Regions from separate parts of the Homo sapiens genome. Here region 1 is linked to region 2. The links are chromatin loops, found by intact Hi-C in ENCODE. Cell type or tissue: HCT116. All regions are shown on one strand. Links, peaks and the distances in the headings refer to the core of each region. The heading gives the core; the rest is flanking DNA.

Evidence for each region. Peaks named below come from ENCODE experiments on the same cell type or tissue, not always from the same donor. Only the 100,000 strongest peaks of a DNase experiment are listed, where the experiment ranks them.
Region 1: a loop joins it to region 2, with 6 times the contacts of the local background. A loop is called at or near these places in 8 of 110 quality-filtered maps.

Annotation. Positions count from the first base shown.
Region 1 is chr16:9,155,539-9,164,852 of GRCh38, reverse strand. It overlaps the pseudogene RPL21P119. Among named protein-coding and RNA genes, the nearest start is that of HAPSTR1, 69 kb to the right of the region's middle. In HCT116, for the core only: a CTCF peak has its summit at 4,549 (motif pointing left); a DNase peak (open chromatin) is centred at 4,582.
Region 2 is chr16:10,505,460-10,514,773 of GRCh38, reverse strand. No RefSeq gene overlaps it. Among named protein-coding and RNA genes, the nearest start is that of LINC01290, 18 kb to the left of the region's middle. RefSeq lists an enhancer at 4,866-4,955. In HCT116, for the core only: a CTCF peak has its summit at 5,008 (motif pointing right); a DNase peak (open chromatin) is centred at 5,033.

The DNA.
Region 1 (9,314 bases), core at 3,235-5,734, 1.3 Mb after region 2:
AGCTAATTCTTTGTAATTTTTGTAGTGTCACTACGTTGCCCAGGCTGGTCTCAAACTCCTGGGCTCAAGTGATGCTCCCACATCAGCCTCCCAAAGTGCTGGGATAAAAGGCATGGACCACCACACTCCCCCATGAATAAATGAGTCAATCTCCCCTCTGTCTAATCCCACAAGGTAACCAATTCAAACAGCCTGGAGTATATTCTTCCATGTTTTTCCTTATGCCCACAAAAACACACACAAATAAGCATACAGTACACATAATATGGAACCTCTTGCCACCTCTGACAAAAAAGGAATCATGATACAGACATGATTTAGCAATTTACTTTTTCACTTAACACTGGGCAGTCCATCTCTTTCCAGATCTCTACACATAGAACTACCCAGTTCTTTTTCATAGTTCATGGTTTCCATAACACTGCATGTGCTATAGTTTATTCTATTATTTACCTATTGATAATTTGTCTTTCCAACTTTTTCCAAGGCAAACAACACAGTAATATCTTTGCACACATATCTTCACATGCTGGTGATTGTGCTTGTATCAGGATAGATTCCTAAAAGTCAAGCGGACTTTGGGCTTTTTTTTTTTTTTTTTTTTTTTGAGACGGAGTTTCGCTCTGTCGCCCAGGCTGCAGTGCAGTGGCGCGATCTCGACTCACTGCAAGCTCCGCCTCCCGGGTTCACGCCATTCTCCTGCCTCAGCCTCCCGTGTAGCTGGGACCGCAGGCGCGCACCACCATGCCCGGCTAATTTTTGTATTTTTAGTAGAGACGGGGTTTCACCGCGCTAGCCAGGATGGTCTCGATCTCCCGACCTCGTGATCCGCCCGTCTCGGCCTCCCAAAGTGCTGGGATTACAGGCGGGCTTTTTTTTTTGAGATGGAGTTTCGCTCTGTCACCCAGGCTGGAGTTCAGTGGCCTGATCTTGGCTCACTGCATCCTCTGCCTCCCAGGCTCAAGCGATTCTCCTGCCTCAGCCTCCCAAGTAATCAGGACTATAGGTGCCTGCCACCACACCTGGCTAATTTTTGTATTTTTAGGAGAGACGGGGTTTCACCATGTTGGCCAGGCTGGTCTCAAACTCCTGACCTCAGGGATCTCCCCACCTCAGCCTCCCAAATTGTTGGGATTAGAGACGTGAGCTACAGCGCCCAGCCAGGCATGTTTAATTTAAACAGACATCAGGACTCACCTGAGTTAGGACAAGGCAAAGAAAGATCACCCCAGTCCAGCAAGACCGTAAGGTAAGAAATCCGGAGCCGGGTGCGGTGGCTCATGCCTGTAATCCCAGCACTTTGGGAGGCCAAGGCGGGTGGATCACCTGAGGTCAGGAGTTTGAAACCAGCTTGACCAGCATGGTGAAACCCTGTCTCCATTAAATACAAAAAATTAGCCAGGTGTGGTGGCACATGCCTGTAATCCCAGCTACTTGGGAGGCTGAGGCAGGAGAATTGCTTGAACCCAGGTGGTAGAGGTTGCAGTGAGCCAAGATCACACCACTGCACTCCAGCCTGGGCAACAAGAGTGAAACTCCATATAAAAAAAAAAAGAAAAGAAAAGAAATCCAGCAGTTAAGGCCAGGCATGTTGGCTCATGCTTGTAATCCCAGCACTTTGGGAGGCCGAGGCAGGTGGGTCACCTGAGGTCAGGAGTTCAAGACCAGCCTGACCAACATGGTGAAACACCAACTCTACTAAAAATACAGAAATTAGCCAGGTGTGGTGGTGGGTGCCTGTAGTCCCAACTATTCAGGAGGCTGAGGCAGGAGAATCGCTTGAACCTGGGAAACGGAGGTTGCAGTGAGTAGAGACCATGCCACTGCACTCCAGCCTGGGTGACAGAGTGAGACTGTCTCAAAAAGAAAAAAAAAGAAATCCAGCTGTTATTCATGTCAGACACTCACTTCCCAGCTCTCCCCCAGGGCTGTGGTATAAACAAGGAATTGATTGCTTCTTGAGGATGCAGAGAAAAATATGATGTGGTCCCTGTTCTAGAAAACCCCACAGTTCAACAGCAGAGAGCAGGGAAGGGGAACTTTCATGGGCTAAACACTCACTAGGTCCCAGGCATTGTTCCAGATGCTTCCATGCATGGGACACTCAAATACTTTCCTAGTTCCATCGTTAAACAATTTATTAATAAATAAATCCGCAAGGGAGGAAAGATTATCCTGGTTTTACAGAAGAGAAATTGTGGGTCAGAGAAGTACTGTGCCTTGCCCAGGGTCAAACAACCAGTAAGTGTCAAAGCTGGGATTTGAACTAAGGGTCTGGCTGAGCCCAAAATCATTTTCCATGATATCATTGGGCCTTGACCTTGGCTATATTGGAATCATCATGACTATATTGAACTTTAAAAATAACAAGCTGGGCATGGTGGCTCATGCCTGTAATACCAGCACTTTGGGAGGCTGAGGCGGGTGGATCACCTGAGGTCAGGAGTTCGAAATCAGCCTGGCCAACATGGTGAAACCCTGTCTCTAATAAAAATATAAAAATTTCCCAGGCGTGGTGGGGCATGCCTGTAGTCCCAGCTACTCTGGAGCCTGAGGCAGGAGAATCTTGAACCCGGGAGGTGGAGGTTGCAGTGAGCCAAGATTGTGCCACTGCACTCCAGCCTGGGCGACAGAGTGAGACTCTGTCTCAAAAACAAATAAATAACATACGGGCCAGGCACAGTGGCTCATGCCTGTAATCCCATCACTTTGGGAGGCTGAGAAGGGAGGGTCACTTGAGGCCAGAAGTTCAAGACCAGCCTTGGCAGCAAAGTGAGACCCTGTCTCTACAAAAAATTTAAAAATTAGCAGGGTGCAGTGGCACACGCCAGCTACTGGGGAGGTTGAGGCAGAAGGATCACTGGAGCCCAGGAGTTCGAGGCTACAGTGAGCTATGATGCCACCACTGCACTGCAGCCTGGGCAACAAAGTGAGGCCTTGTCTCAAAAAACAAAAACAAAAACAAAACACACACACACACACAAATTATGGTCCCAACCCTAAAGCATGTAATTAGTCTGATGGAATTGGTCTAGGGTGGCCCCTCAGCCACACACACATTAGGGATTTTAAAAAGCCAGTTGACTCCAATGTGCAACCAATGCTGAAAACAGCTACAGGATACCAGTGGTTCCTGCCCTTAAGAATGCATCAGCCTCGCCAGGCACGGATGCTCACGCCTGTAATCCCAGCACTTTGGGAGGCTGAGCTGGGAGGATCACTTGAGCCCAGGAGTTCAAGACCAGCCTGTGCAACATAGGAAGACCCCATCTGTAAAAAAAAAAAAAAAAAATTAAAAATTAGGCAGGCGTGGTGGTGCACACCTGCAGTCCCAGCTACTCAGGAGGCTGAGGCGGGAGGATGGCTTGAGCCCAGGAGGTCGAGGTTGCATGAGCTGTCATTGTGCCACTGGACTTCAGCCTAGGCAACAAAGCAAGATCCTGTCTCAAAAAATATTAATAATAATCCATGAGACCCAACTGGAGGGCTTGTTAGGGGCCAGTTGCTTGCCCCCCAACCCCACAGTGTGCCTTTCTAAGACGCTGATGTTGGTGGTCTGGGGACCGTGCTTTAGAAACACCACCCTCACGTGGACCTGTCCGTTATCTTTTCTTTCATCCCCGTTTTGCAGAGAGGGACACTAAGCATCATGGAGCTGACCACGTTTATCACCACCCAAGACCACGTAGGCAGCCGTAGAGGCAGTCAGGCAGCCTCGCCTCTCGGCTTCCTTTGAGGTTTTAAAGGCTAAGAGGGTGTCATTTGTGGGTTCTCAGTGTCCTAGCCTAGATCCATGTGACAATTTTCTTTTTTTTTTTTTTTTTTTTTTGAGACGGAGTCTCACTCTGTTGCCCAGGCTGGAGTGCAGTGGCATGATCTCGGCTCACTGCAACCTCCACTTCCTGGGTTCAAGCGATTCTTCTGCCTCAGCCTCCCAAGTAGCAGGGATCACAGGCGTGCACCACCACGCTCGGCTAATTTCTGTCATTTTAGTAGAAATGGGGTTTCGCCATGTTGGCCAGGCTGGTCTCGAACTCCTGATCTCAGGTGATCCACCTGCCTCGGCCTCCCTAAGTGCTAGGATTACAGGTGTGAGCCACCGCTCCCGGCCCACGTGACCATTTTCTTTCTGCCTGGTATTTGCCAATGTGCTTAATGAGTCTGCGTTGAATTAAAGAATGCCCTGGCTTGCCCCCGCCCCCATGAATCCCTCTATAAACACATACGTACTAACCAAAAAGAAGGATAAATAGAACACACTGAAACGCCAGGGTGACAGCTACCTGCAGCACTGGCTGAGTTTTCATTTTCTTCCATCTCCTGAGAGAAAGGAAGCCACTCCCTTTCTGGGAATATGAGCCCCCGGCTGACTCCAGGCGGCTCATCCCCCTACCTTCCTCTGCAAAAACGAACAGGGATTTAAGCAGCAGCAAAGACACTCGGAGGTCATCTGGGCCATCTCCCAGCATCTCCTGTCTCCTGTCTGGGCGGCAGCAGGCGAGGCTACCTGGGTCCTGAGACTCCCCGAGGACGGCGATCCCCTGCTGCCCCCTGCTGGCTGAATTGGTAATGGCTGAGAAGTGAACGCAGCTGGGAATGCAGGAACTTCAAAGTCTCCGGTCTCTCTGACTCGTAGTCTCCCCGCCTCCTCTTGAAAGATTCAAGTTCCCCTGGAAGATGAGCCAGCCTTTCCAAAACTACCTTCAGTATCTGCACTATGCCTGCCCATTCACATTCATATTCTCCACTAATTCCCACAATTGTATTTCTGAGAGAGAGACCTTCAGTATCCCGGTCGTTCACCAAATGTTCCCTGGGTGCTGCAAGGAGTCTGGCTGTGTATGAGTCCAGGAGTTCAAGACCAGCCTGGGCAACATAGCAAGACCCCACCTCCACAAAAAATGAAAAAATTAGCCAGGAGTGATGGCACTCAACTGTAGACACAACTACTAGGGAGGCCAAGGAGGGAAGTTTGCTTGAGCATGGGAGGTGGAGGCTGCTATGATGGTGCCACTGGTACTCCAGCCTGGGCCACAGAGTGAGATCTTGTCTCCCCCCCCAAAAAAGAATAATATTCTGTAACACGTGAAAAGTATACAAAATTCAACTCTCGATGTCCATATATAAAGTGCGTTTTTGTTTTTACTTTTTTGTAGAGACAGGATCTCATTCTGTTGCCCAGGCTGGTCTCAAACTCCTAGCCTCAAAGGATCCTCCCACCTTGGCCTCCCAAAGTGCTGGAATTACAGGCGTGAGCCACAGTGCCCGGCCTCCAGTTGTCTCTGAAGTCTCCTTTTTCTTCTGGTAGACCAGGGATCAGCATACTTCTGTAAAAGGAGAGTGAATATTTTTCATTTCGTGCGCCATGCAGTCTCTGTCCAAATGACTCAACTCTGCTCTTGTATCTAGAAAGCAGCTGTAGATGATATGTCAATGATGAATGTGGCTGTATTCCAATAAAACTTTATGTATGGGTCAGGTATGGTGGCTCACACCAGTAATCCCAACACTTTGGGAGGCCGAGGTCGGGAGTTCAAGACCAGCCTGACCAACATGGAGAAACCCCATCTCTACTAAAAATACCAAATTAGCCAGGCATGGTGGAGCCGGCCTGTAATCCCAGCTACTCAGTAGGCTGAGGCAGGAGAATCGCTTGAACCAGGAAGACGGAGGTTGCTGTAAGACGAGATCGCACCATTGCACTCCAGCCTGGGCAACAAGAGCGAAACTCTATCTGAAATAAAAAATAAAAAATAAAAAAATAGACAACTGGGCTGTGGGTGGTGGTGCATGCCTGTGGTCCCAGCTACTCGGGAGGCTGAGGCAGGAGAATTGCTTGAGCCCAGCAGTTTGAGATCAGCCTGGACAACAAAGTGAGACCCTGCCTCTACAAAAAAAGAATTGTTTCTTTTAATTAGCCAGGCATGGTGGCATAAACCTGTAGTCTCAGCTACTTGAGAGACTGAGGCAGGAGGATTGATTGAGCCCAGGAGTTCGAGGCTGCAGTAAGCTATGATTGCACCACTCCAGCCTGGGCAACAGAGCGAGACCCTGTCTCTTACAAAAAAAAAAAAAAAAAAAAAAAAGAGGCTGGGCACCATGCCTGGAATCCTTGTACTTTGGGAGGCTGAGGCTGGAAGATCACTTGAGCTCAGGAGTTCGAGACCAGCTGGGGCAACATGGTGAAATCTGAAATCCTGTCTCTAGCAACAATACAAAAATTAGCCAGGCACGGTGGCACATAACTGTGGTCCCAGCTACTCCAGAAGCTGCGGTAGGAGGACCACTTAAGCCTGAGAGGTCAAGGCTGCACTGAGCTGTGATAGCACCACTGTACTCCAGCCTGGGTGAGAGAGCAAGACAAGAAAGAAAGGGAAGGGAGGGGAGGGGCGGGGCAGGACAGGGAAGGGAAGGGAAGGGAAGGGAAGGGAAGGGGAGGGGAGGGAAGTGAAGGGAAGGGGAGGGGAGGGAAGGGGAGGGGAGGGGAGGGGAAAAGAAGAGAAACTAAGAGACCAGGAGTGGTGGCTCAAGCTTGTAATCCTAGCACTTTGGGAGGCGGAGCGGGGTGGATCACCTGAGGTCAGGAGTCCGAGGCCAGCCTGGCCAACATGACAAAATCCCATCTCTACTAAAAATACAAAAAAATAAGCCGGGTGTGGTGGCAGGCACCTATAATCCCAGCTACTTGGGAGGCTGAGGCAGGAGAATCGCTTGAACCCAGGGGGCAGAGGTTGCAGTGAGCCGAGCTTGCGCCACTTCACTCCAGCCTGGGTGAAAGAGCGAAAGTCCATCTCAAACAAAGAAAAAAGGAAAGAAAGAAAAAATACTAAAGAACTGGCTTTAGTTGAGCAACTATAAGACAATTTCTATGCAAGGTGCTTTGCACACATGACCTTGCTAATCCCCAAGGCAACCTTCCAGGTGCCCTTATTACCCACAAGTTACAGGTGAGAAGATGGAAGGTCAAGGCCACAGAGCCAAGAGGCAGCAGGGTTGAGGTCAAACTCAAGTCTGTCTGACTCCAAAACTCATGTTTATTCGATTACCCGAAGCTGCCTCCCTGCTCAAAATCTTAGTATGTTTCCATTTTACAGATGATTCACCTGTGGCTAATGGAGGTCAGGTGACTTGCCCAGGGCGCTCAGCTAGTGAATGAGGGAGGACAGACTTGAGCTCCGGTGTCTGACTGCAAATCCCGTATTGTATCCTAGACTGTTTCTCCTAACATTGATTGGGAATCAATCCCTCAGACTGATTATCTCTGTAACAATAAAAGCCTGAAACATAATCATGATACCACGAGGGAAGGAAGGGTGTGCTCAATGAAGTGAGGTAACAGGCTTCACATTTTCCTGCGGGGATTACTCCAGCCAGCCCCAGACTGACAGTTCTGCAAAATTGGTATAAAACTCTGCTACAGTGGGTTTTAAACTGTCCCCTGTGGAAAGCACAGGGGCCGAAGGAGGTGAGGGGAGAATAGAATAAGGATGTCAACTTGTGAAGCCACACAGCCCCTCCCACCACTTCAATCCATCAGAACAAGCCTGCTTTTATCTGTTCCATTCATTGACCTGTCAGATAAGGTTTCATTGGAAAAGAAGCCTGCATGGGGCCGGGCGTGGTGGCTCATGCCTGTAATCCCAGCACTTTGGGAGGCTGGGGTGGGAGGATCACCTGAGGTCAGGAGTTCAAGAGCAGCCTGGCCAACATGGTGAAACCCCACCTCTACAAAAATACAAAAATTAGCCAGGCATGATGGCAGGTGCCTGTAATCCCAACTACTCAGGAGGCTGAGGCAGGAGATTGTCTTGCACCCGGGAAGAGAAGGTTGCAGTAAGCTGAGATCGCACCACTGCACTCCAGCCTGGGCAGCAGAGCAAGTCTAAAAAAAAAAAAAGAGGGCTCCGTGGCTTAAGAAATAAAGTTTGCAGCCTTTCGGCCGGAACTGCCATCTTCCAGTAATTCGCCAAAATGACAAACACAAAGGGAAAAAGGAGAGGCACCCGATATATGTTCTCTAGGCCTTTTAGAAAACATGGAGTTGTTCCTTTGGCCACATATATGCGAATCTATAAGAAAGGTGATATTGTAGACATCAAGGGAATGGGTACTGTTCAAAAAGGAATGCCCCACAAGTGTTACCATGGCAAAACTGGAAGAGTCTACAATGTTACCCAGCATGCTGTTGGCATTGTTGTAAACAAACAAGTTAAGGGCAAGATTCTTGCCAAGAGAATTAATGTGCGTATTGAGCACATTAAGCACTCTAAGAGCCGAGATAGCTTCCTGAAACGTGTGAAGGAAAATGATCAGAAAAAGAAAGAAGCCAAAGAGAAAGGTACCTGGGTTCAACTAAAGCGCCAGCCTGCTCCACCCAGAGTAGCACACTTTGTGAGAACCAATGGGAAGGAGCCTGAGCTGCTGGAACCTATTCCCTATGAATTCATGGAATAATAGGTGTTAAAAAAAAAAAATAAAGGACCTCTGGGCTACAAAAAAAAAAAAAAAAAAAGAAAGAAAGTTTGCAAATGATCACTTGGATGGGTGCTAAATCAAAAATCCCCAGGGGCAGAGTGGGACTGTCTATTGGTTTGTTATTTTGTGTGTTTTTGTTGTTGTTTTGTTTTCTTTTGTTTGAGACAGGGTCTCGCTGTTGTCACCCAGGCTGGAGTGCAGTGGCATGATCATAGCTCACTGCTGCCTCAAACTCCTGGGCTCAAGCCATCCTCCCAAATTGACTTCCTAAAGCACTGGGATTACAGGCATGAGCCACCGCACCCGGCATGTCTATTGCTTTGCTTACATTGTCATAACAAAAGACCACAGTCTGGGTGGTTTAAACAACAGACATTTATTTTCTGACAATCCTGAAGCCTAGGAGACCAGGATCAAGGTGTCAGCAGAATTGGTTTCTTCTGAGACCTCTCTCCTTGGCTTGTAGATGGCCGCCTTTTCCCTATGTCTTCACCTCTTCGTCTTCTTCCTCTTGTTATTCCTTTTTTTTTTTTTTTTTTTTTTTTGAGACGGAGTCTCCCTCTGTTGCCCAGGCTGGAGTACAGTGGTGCAATCTGGGCTCACTGCAACCTCCACCTCCCGGGTTCAAGCGATTCTCCTGCCTCAGACTCCCAAGTAGCTGGGATTACAGGCACCCGCCACCATACCCGGCTAATTTTTGTATTTTTAGTAGAGACCGGGTTTCACCATGTTGGTCAGGCTGGTCTCGAACTCCTGACTCAGGTAATCCACTCGCCTTGGCCTCCCAAAGTGCTGGGATTACAGGCATGAACCACCGCACCCGGCCAATCACCTCTTCT
Region 2 (9,314 bases), core at 3,908-6,407:
ATTTATCCAAATTGTTTGTTCAGGTCTTTTAGGGGTGAAATTCGGGTTGTTGAATCTAGGTTGAACACACAAACATTCCAGCCCCAGCAGCAGTTGGGTCTTATTTCCTTCCCCTTGACCTGGGATCTGTACCTTTCTGTTTCCAATTAAGGCCTTTATAAATGAAAGCAACCTGGTTTGGCCAGATAAAAGTTCATGTCTCCTTGCCCGTGTCCTTGTGAACTGTATGACACTGCTCTCTGGAAATCTCGTGTGTGTACTTTTCACTTGTTAACCTCCTGTGTCCCCCACTACAAGGTCAGCTGCAAGAAGGCAGGGATTCTGTCTGGTCTTGCTATTCATGATAGTGCCTGGTACACTGTCTGGCATATTGGTCGATAGTTCCCTGATGAATGAAAATTTAACAAATAGGTGAAAACAGAGTTTTGGGTTGCCTGAGTGGCATGTTCCAAACCTTTACCATATGGTAAACCTCTTAGTTCAACTGCTAATAATTTCTTCTGTGTCTTGGGTTACAATCAACCTACCCAAGTTTGGCCTCTATCTTGCTGCAAGAAATAACTCCTGCCCATAGCTGTACCAGATTAGATTTATACAGAACCCAGTAGCCTGAAAGAAGACCTCCAATCCTACTACTTAACTATCCCAAATATCTCTCTGCTTGCTACTCATGGGTCCCAATTTGCAAGCAAGTGGTAGGTGAGTGTCCCTGGCTCATGGGACATTTTTTTTTTTTTCGTAAGGAGATAAGGGGTAGATAAGTAGAATTAGCCCAGTGGGAAATGATTTCAAGCTGCGGATTGATGATTAGGGTAATTTGTGGGTAGTCCAGAGAATGCCCCATGATCCTAAAGAATTACCATCATGCGTTGTTGCGATAGTGGTCAGATGAGTTTGAATTGATCATTGGCTGTGATTAGGGAGTCTCCTGTGCTGACCCATGTCCTCCCTTCAGAGGCATCTGGAACATCAATCCTGCAGATTATTCAGCTCATTAGGAATTCCCCGTGGAAGCTCAATACTTTCCTGAATCTGAATAGTTAAACCTCTGTGTTGCAAAAATCAAATACCATCTGGCTTTTGTGTTGTCTTGGCTAAATCCAGTCAATCCCAGCTTCTTCAATGGCATTTATGATATTCTGTTCCCACAAATCCAGAGAATCATAACTGGGTTAGAAACAGTTTTATTTAATCTTGGGTGTAGAAAGATTGTTTTCATAGATCAGACAGCATTTACCTCCATCAGAGTAAGAAAAAAGAATGTCCAGGTGTGTCCTTGCCCCAGTGATCACAGCATCTGTTGATATGTTCCTTGATATCAGTATATAGATCAAACTTACTGTCATCTTTAAAGAAGTTTACTTCATTCAAGTGCGGTGGCTCATGCCTGTAAAACCAGCACTTTGGGAAGCTGAAGTGGATGGATCACTTGAGGTCAGGAGTTCGACACTAGCCTGGCCAACATGGTAAAACCCTGTCTCTACTGAAAAAGTACAAAAATTAGCCAGGCATGGTGGCATGTGCCTGTAGTCCCAGCTACTCAGGAGCCTGAGGCATGAGAATCGCTCGAACCTGGGAGGTGGCGGTTGCAGTGAGCCAAGATCGTGCCACTGCATTCCAGCCTGGGCGACAGAGTGAGACTCCATCTGAAAAAAATAAATAAATAACTTAATGGCATTGACAAATGGTTGCCCACCCCACAAACCACCCACATACCCTAGTATCAAAATTATGGGAAATTGTTTCTTTCAAAGAGACTTCAGAAAAATATTGTATCCTGGTATAGAATGGATGGTTATTTCATTGTTTATATGAAAGGGCCTTGCTTGTTGACCAGTATTTGTATTTTAATTAATTTTTGTCCTTTCCCACTATCTAAGTAGCAAATCTGTCATAACTCCTGTGGTTACTGTCTTTTTAGACTTTGCCTGTGTGTTTGGATGTTTGGATTCCAGTAGAGAGGGTTCTTCCCCCGACACAGTCCCACCACTCGTAGTTCAATTGCAGGAGAGGAAAAACTTCATTTATCCTGTTAGATTCTGTGACTGGAGTCTGTAAGTTAAACTGACAACAGGTAGATGAACAGGAGGAAAGACATACAAATTTTAATATTTTTACATGCATGGGGCTTCACATAAAAGGAGCAAAAATGCAAAGCAGTGGTTAGACTTGGGGGCTTATATACCATTTTCCTTTTTTTTTTTTTTGAGATGGAGTCTTACCCTGTCACCCAGGCTGGAGTGCAATGGCATGATCTTGGTTCACTGCAACCTCCGCCTTCTGGATTCAAGCAATTCTCCTGCCTCTGCCTCCCAAGTAGCTGGAACTACAGGCACAAGCCACCACGCCTGGCTAATTTTTTGTATTTTTAGTAGAGACTGAGTTTTACCATGTTGGCCAGGCTGGTCTCGAACTCCTGACCTCAGGTGATCTGCCTGCCTTGGCCTCCCAAAGTGCTGGGATTAGAGGCATGAGCCACTGTGCATGATCAAAAAAAGCAATTTTTAAAAAAAAATTACCCAGGAGTGGTGGTGTGTGCCTGTAGTTGCAGATACTCAGGAGGCTGAAGTGGGGGGATCTCTTGAGCCCAAGAGTTGGAGGCTGCAGTGAGCCATGATTGTGTCACTGCACTCTAGCCTAGGTGACAGAGAATCTGAGAAAGAGAGAGGGAGGGAGGGAGAGTTTGGGTTCCTAGGGCTGGTAAGTTGTGGAAAGATGACTAGGAAGTGGTGGGTAAGGGTTGTTTAGTAATGTTTGTCATGCCAACTCATCTCTGTGCCAGTCACCCTGCCTTGGTATAGAGAAACATCTTTACATGGGGAATTTCCCTGCTTTTAGGCAGAAAGGGAGTGGGTAGAGAGCTCTTTTTGTCTGCAGTTTCTCAGTTGCCCTCAGCTCAAAATAATCCTTATGCCGAAGTGGCCTCTTCTGGGGTAATGTATTCTGATCCCCTTCAACACCAATAGAAAATCAAGGTAGATACACACCCCTCCTCCCAAAGTCTCAAGAGGGTGAAAGGCAGGAACTGCAAGGATTATATTTGTCTTCCTTATACGGCTCTTTCTCTGTCTCTTTTTTTTTTTGAGATGGACTCTTGCTGTATCGCCTAGGCTGGAGTGCTCACTGCAACCTCTGCCTCCTAGGTTCAAGTAATTCTCCTGCCTCAGGCTCCTTACAGGCAACCGCCAGCACACCCAGCTAATTTTTGAATTTTTAGTAGAGACAGGGTTTCACCATGTTGGCCAGGCTGGTCTCACACTCCTGACCTCAAATGATCCACCCGCCTCCACCTCCCAAAGTGTTGGGATTACAGGCATGAGCCACCGCACCCGTCCTCTTTTTTCTCTCTACGTTCAGTTCAGTTCTTCCAGTCTGTCATCCTGGATTTGTGGTCATGGGTAATATGTAAGATCGTTAGTCTGTCTCTGCTTTTGCAACCTTGACTGCCATCTGACAATTCAGGATAAGGCCTCTCTGCTTTCATGATGCTGGGCACATCTGATTGAGGTAAGAGCTCTTGACGGGATTGATGGAGGGCTTTGCAGCTTCGTTATTGATGGGTAAAATGTCTCCCAGCAAATGTGGGTGTCTAAGAGTATGCAGGGGAACCCACCTCCATGGCATGTGGGGTGAGGGCCTGGTATCATTTCTTTGAACAAACCATGGCTCCCAGTGGAGAGGGAATGTATTAGTCAGGCTAGGGCTGCTATAACAAATTACTATAAATGGCCAAGCGTGGTGGCTCATGCCTGTAATCCCAGCACTTTGGGAGGCTGAGGTGGGTGGTTGACTTGAGGTCAGGAATTCGAGACCAGCCTGGCCAACATGGCAAAACCCCGCCTCTACTAAAAATACAAAAATTAGCCAAGCATGGTGGCACACACCTGTAATTTCAGTTACTCGGGAGGCTGAGGCAGGAGAATCACTTGAACCCGGGAGGCAGAGGTTGGAGTGAGCCGAGATCGCACCACTGTACTCTAGCCTGGGCAACAGAGTGAGACTCTATCTCAAAAAAAAAAAAAAATACTATAAACTTGGTGACTTAACACAACAGAAATTATTTTTCTTGCCATTCTGGAGGCTGAAGTGTCCACAGGACTATGCCCCCTCTGGAGGCCCTCATGGAGAACTCATCCTTGCTTCTTCTAGCTCCTGGTGGCTCCAGGCATTCCCTGGCTTTTGGCTGCATTGTTCCAATCTCCACCTCTGTCTTCACATTGCATTTCTTCTCTCTCTCATCTCTGTGTGTCTCTTATCAGGACACTTGTCATTTAATTTGGGCTGAGATCATCCAAGATGATCTCATCTGGAGATTCTTAATCACATCTGCGAAGATCCCCTCCCCTCCCCTTCCTCCCCTTCCCTCCCTTCCCCTCTCCTTCCCTCCCCTCCCCTCCCCTCTTCTTTTTTAAGACAGAGTCTCACTCTGTCGCCCAGGCTGGAGTACAGTGTGGTATGATCATAGCTCATGGAGCCTCAATCTCCTGGACTTAGGTGATCCTCCCAACTCAGCCTCCTGAGTAGCTGGGACTACAGGTGTGGGCCACCATGCCTGGCTAATTTTTATTTTTTTTTTAGAAATGGAGTCTCGCTATATTGCTGGTCTCAAACTCCTGGGCACAAGCAATCCTCCTGCCTTGGCCTCCCAAAATGCTGTGATTACAGCAGGCATGAGCCACCGTGCCTGGCCGATCCTTTTTTCCAAATAAGGTCACATTCACAGATTCTAGGATGAAGACATCTCTTGGGGTGGGGGACCCAGTTCAACCAGCTGCACACGGGATGTAGATAAATGCTGGAAGGGCCCAGAGGACGCCTCTTGATGATGGAGTAGGGTTTCTCTTTCTTCATTAGCAAGGGAACTACACATATTTGTAGAGCAGTGCCCCTTAAAAATCATCGTTTATATTTTCAGTTCCTGTCTCAGCAACCAGATGAAGTATTGAGTGGAGTCCCTTCCATCCACATTAATCTGTTGATGGGAGTGGTGTGTTCCTTCAACATTACCACCAGGTGGCAGCCAAGAACTTAGAGTCAGGCGGGCTCATGCTTGCTGCCTGACCCAAGTACATGGTCTTAGCTCCTGAATTGAGATCCAAGTTTGCAAATAACGACAGAGGATGCCAAATCACCTTTGCTCTGGCCTATTCAGTAACATGTCACTTAATAGGGAGAATTACCGGATCAGTCCACCAGCCAGCCTAGTGTGGCAATAACTTACCCCAACTGTTTAAGCATTTACATAGCACTACCTGTTTTTTGTTTGTTTGTTTGTTTTATTTTTGAGAGGGAGTTACGCTCTTGTTACCACGGCTGGAGTGCAATGGTGCGATCTCGGCTCACTGCAACCTCCACCTCCTGGGTTCAAGTGATTCTCCTGCCTCAGCCTCCGGAGTAGCTGGGATTACAGGTATGTGCCACCACGCCCAGGTAATTTTGCATTTTTTAGTAGAGATGGGGTTTCTCCATGTTGGTCAGGCTGGTCTCGAACTCCCAATCTCAGGTGATCCACCCACTTCGGCCTCCCAAAGTGCTGGGATTACAGGCATGAGCCACCGTGCCCGGCATACACACCTGTTAATTTTGCCTGTTTTGCATTTCTTTCCTTACTTTGGGGTAGTTGGGAATGTTAATCACTTTAGCCCCTTCCCTAGCACAATTATTGTTTCAAAGATTGGCATATTAAGTCATTCCAGTGGGAGCATCACAAAGAAAATCTGATATTCTTTTCTTTCTGTGAATCAACCTGTATCTTTCCTGCAAGTTATTCCCCCGACACACTTGCTTGCTGTCACAGGACCTTCACTGATGGGATCTGCATTTTGTTAACAGTTTAAGGTGGTCAACTCTAGCACAGGCCAGGCCAAAAGTCAAAAATTCTTCATTACTGAATGAATATCCTAGGTAGATTATACAAGGATGTCCTTATACTACCAAAGAATGTTCTTTTATAATATAAAAGGATGTCCTTATTCAGATGTCCCTAGACCAATTACTTTAACTTTTGGAATGTCCAAATACAGCCAAAATCGACCCCTGAATTGTTTCTAAAACTGAGATCTTTTATTAAAATAGCAAAAGGAAGAAGTGATAGGTTCCATGAGGCCTATAGTTACAGAGATTTATTATTGAATTTGTTCAAAACATTTTTGTGTTTTAAATATTTCCCAGATGATTCTGATATGTGACCAGGGTTGAGGACCAGCATTTCTCTATGAGAGCTAGATCAGGTGTGAATTTCAGAATTAGAGGTGATTAATTTGACTGTTATCTCTTTCTCTCTCTACTTTTTGTGCCTGGAATACTTAGTTAAAACTTATTAAGCACGGTGGCTCACACCTGTAATCCCAGCACTCAGGGGAGGCGGAGGCAAGCAGATCACTTGAGGTCAGGAGTTCAAGAGGAGCCTGGACAACATGGTGAAACCCCGACTCCACTAAAAAAATACAAAAATTAGCCAGGTTTGGTGGTGTGTGTGCCTGTAGTCCCAGCTACTCGGGAGGCTAAGGCAGGATCACCTGAACCTGGGAGGCGGAGATTGCAGTGAGCCGAGATCGCACCACTGCACTCCAGCCTGGGTGACAGACTGAGACTCCATCTTAAAAAATAAATTAATTAAATAAAACCAATTAATCTCAGGAGACCTGATTCTCTCTTGCTGAGATGGGTAGAGAGAAATCCTTTGGCAACTAAACCTGTTACTCTAGCATTGTCTCTGTTTTCCAAAAATCCTGCTTAAGCTTTACTTATCTGTATTTAATGTGAACCTATCCCCCCTTATTGTTCTTCTGTGCCACCTCATCTTAAAGTCTATACATTGATAGGTTCTGCATTGAGTTCTTGCACTTCTCTAAGGAAAGAGAGCAAGAGAATTGTGGAAGTTTGGAAGAAGTGAGGGTAAAGAGACTGGATATCTTTCCAAGTTAAAGCAGTTTGGAGCCAAGGCTGATGGTAAAGAGAATATTGCAGAATTTGTTAAATATCCATTAATGAGTAGAATCTGGCAATTCCTGGAACCATAGTTCGAGATTGAGGGTGGAATAAAGATATATCAGATACACCCACAATCAGAGAATTTAACACCTATAGCCCCTCATTGAAAGAAAAAGTGTGGGATGCAAGAAAAATGGTGAATACAGAAATATGATAAAAATGCCAGTAAATTAAACAATTATTGACTGGAAACAGCCGTAATGAGCTCTTTTTGCTTTTAAAAGATGGGTCTAAACTTATTGATAAAAATAACAAATAGGCTGGGTGCAGTGGCTCACACCTGTAATCCCAGCACTTTGGGAGGCTGAGGCGGGTGGATTACCTGAGGTCAAGAGTTCGAGACCAGCCTGACCAACATGGTAAAATCCCGTCTCTACTAAATACAAAAAATTAGCTGGGCATGGTGACACATGCCTGTAATCCAAGCTGTGCAGGAGGCTGAGGCAGGAGAATTGCTTGAACCCGGGAGGCAGAGGTTGCAGTGAGCCAAGATTGCACCACTGCACTCCAGCCTGGGCAACAAGAGCGGAAAACTCTGTCTCAATCAATCAATCAGGCAGTAGGTGTTTATCTGGGGTAGGCAACCTGTAGTTAAGGCATTTTCTTGTAAGATCCTTTTCTTGATTGGAAGGATGTCAGAGATATGGATTAGACTTTGTTGGGAAAAAAGGTTTTGAATGTATGTTGATATTAAAACATTATGAATAAAATGACATATCACAGATCTGCATCATAATAATTCAGTGCCTGATGGGAGCTGAGAAGGTATACAGGGTTTAGATGACACAAGGTTGACACGAGTTGAAAATTGTTGGCCGGGCATGGTGGCTCACGCCTGTAATCCCAGCACTTTGGGAGACCGAGGCGGGCGGATCACCTGAGGTCGGGAGTTCGAGACCAGCCTGACCAACATGGAGAGACCCCGTCTCTACTAAAAAATACAAAATTAGCCGGGCATGGAGGCACATGCCTGTAATCCCAGCTACTCCAGAGGCTGAAGCAGGAGAATCGCTTGAACCTGGGAGGCAGAGGTTGCAGTGAGCCAAGCTCGCACCACTGCACTCCAGCCTGGGTGACAGAGGAAGACTCTGTCTCGAAAAAAAAAAAAAAAAAAGTAATGTATGTTGACATTTGAGGGAAGTCACTGAAAGAACAGAAAAACAATGAAATTACTGTAAACAAGCAGAAGGAAGAAGGAAGAAAGGAAACGTTTCAACAGAAGGAATAGAAGGAGAAAAATAAGCAAACAAAAAGGATAATAAACAAAGAAAATACACAAAATAATATGGTATAAAATAAGTCTCACTGCACATTTCAGTTGTGAACCCAAAAGTATGAAAGACAGATCTCAATCGATTTAGAAAGTGTGTTTTGCCAAGGTTAAGGATATTCCTGTGACACACAGCCTCGGTGTTACAGGAAAGCGGTCCCGATCCAGACCCCAAGAGAGGGTTCTTGGACTCCACACAAGAAAGAATTCAGGGTGAGTCCACAGATTAAAGTAAAAGCAAGTTTATTAGGAAAGTAAGGGAATAAAAGAATGGCTACTCCATAGACAGAACAACCCTGATGGCTGCTGGTTGCCCCCCCTTTTTTTTTTTTGAGACAGAGTCTTGCTCTGTCACCCAGGCTGGACTGCAATGGCACGATTCTCCTGCCTCAGCTTCCCAAGTAGCTGGGACTACAGGCACATATGCCATCATACCCAGCTAATTTTTGTATTTTTAGTAGAAACGGGGTTTCACCATATTGGCCAAGCTGGTCTCAAACTCCTGACCTCAGGTGACCCACCCGCCTCGACCTCCCAAAGTGCTGGGATTACAGGCATGAGCCACTGCACCTGTCTGGTTGCCCATTTTTATGGTTATTTCTTGATTATATGCTAAACAAGGGGTGGATTATTCATGCCTCCCCTTTTTTAGACCATATAGGGTAACTTTCATGCGTGTCTGTGTGCAGAGACCACCACACAGGCTTTGTGTGAGCAATAAAGCTTTTTAATCACCTGGGTGCAGGTGGGCTGAAGCGAAGGGAGATAGAGGTGGGGCTGTTTTATAGGATTTGGGTAGGTAGTGGAAAATTACAGTCAAAGGGGGTTGTTCTCTGGCTGGCAGGGGTGGGGGTCACAAGGTGCTCAGTGGGGGAGCTTTTGAGCCAGGATGAGCCAGGAGAAGGAATTTCACAAGGTAATATTGTCAGTTAAGGTAGGAACAGGCCATTTTCACTTCTTTTGTGATTCTTCAGGCCATCTGGATGAATACATGCAGGTTTGGGCTCAGAGGCCTGACAGTAACTTGCTGACATTTCCATGGCATTTGTAA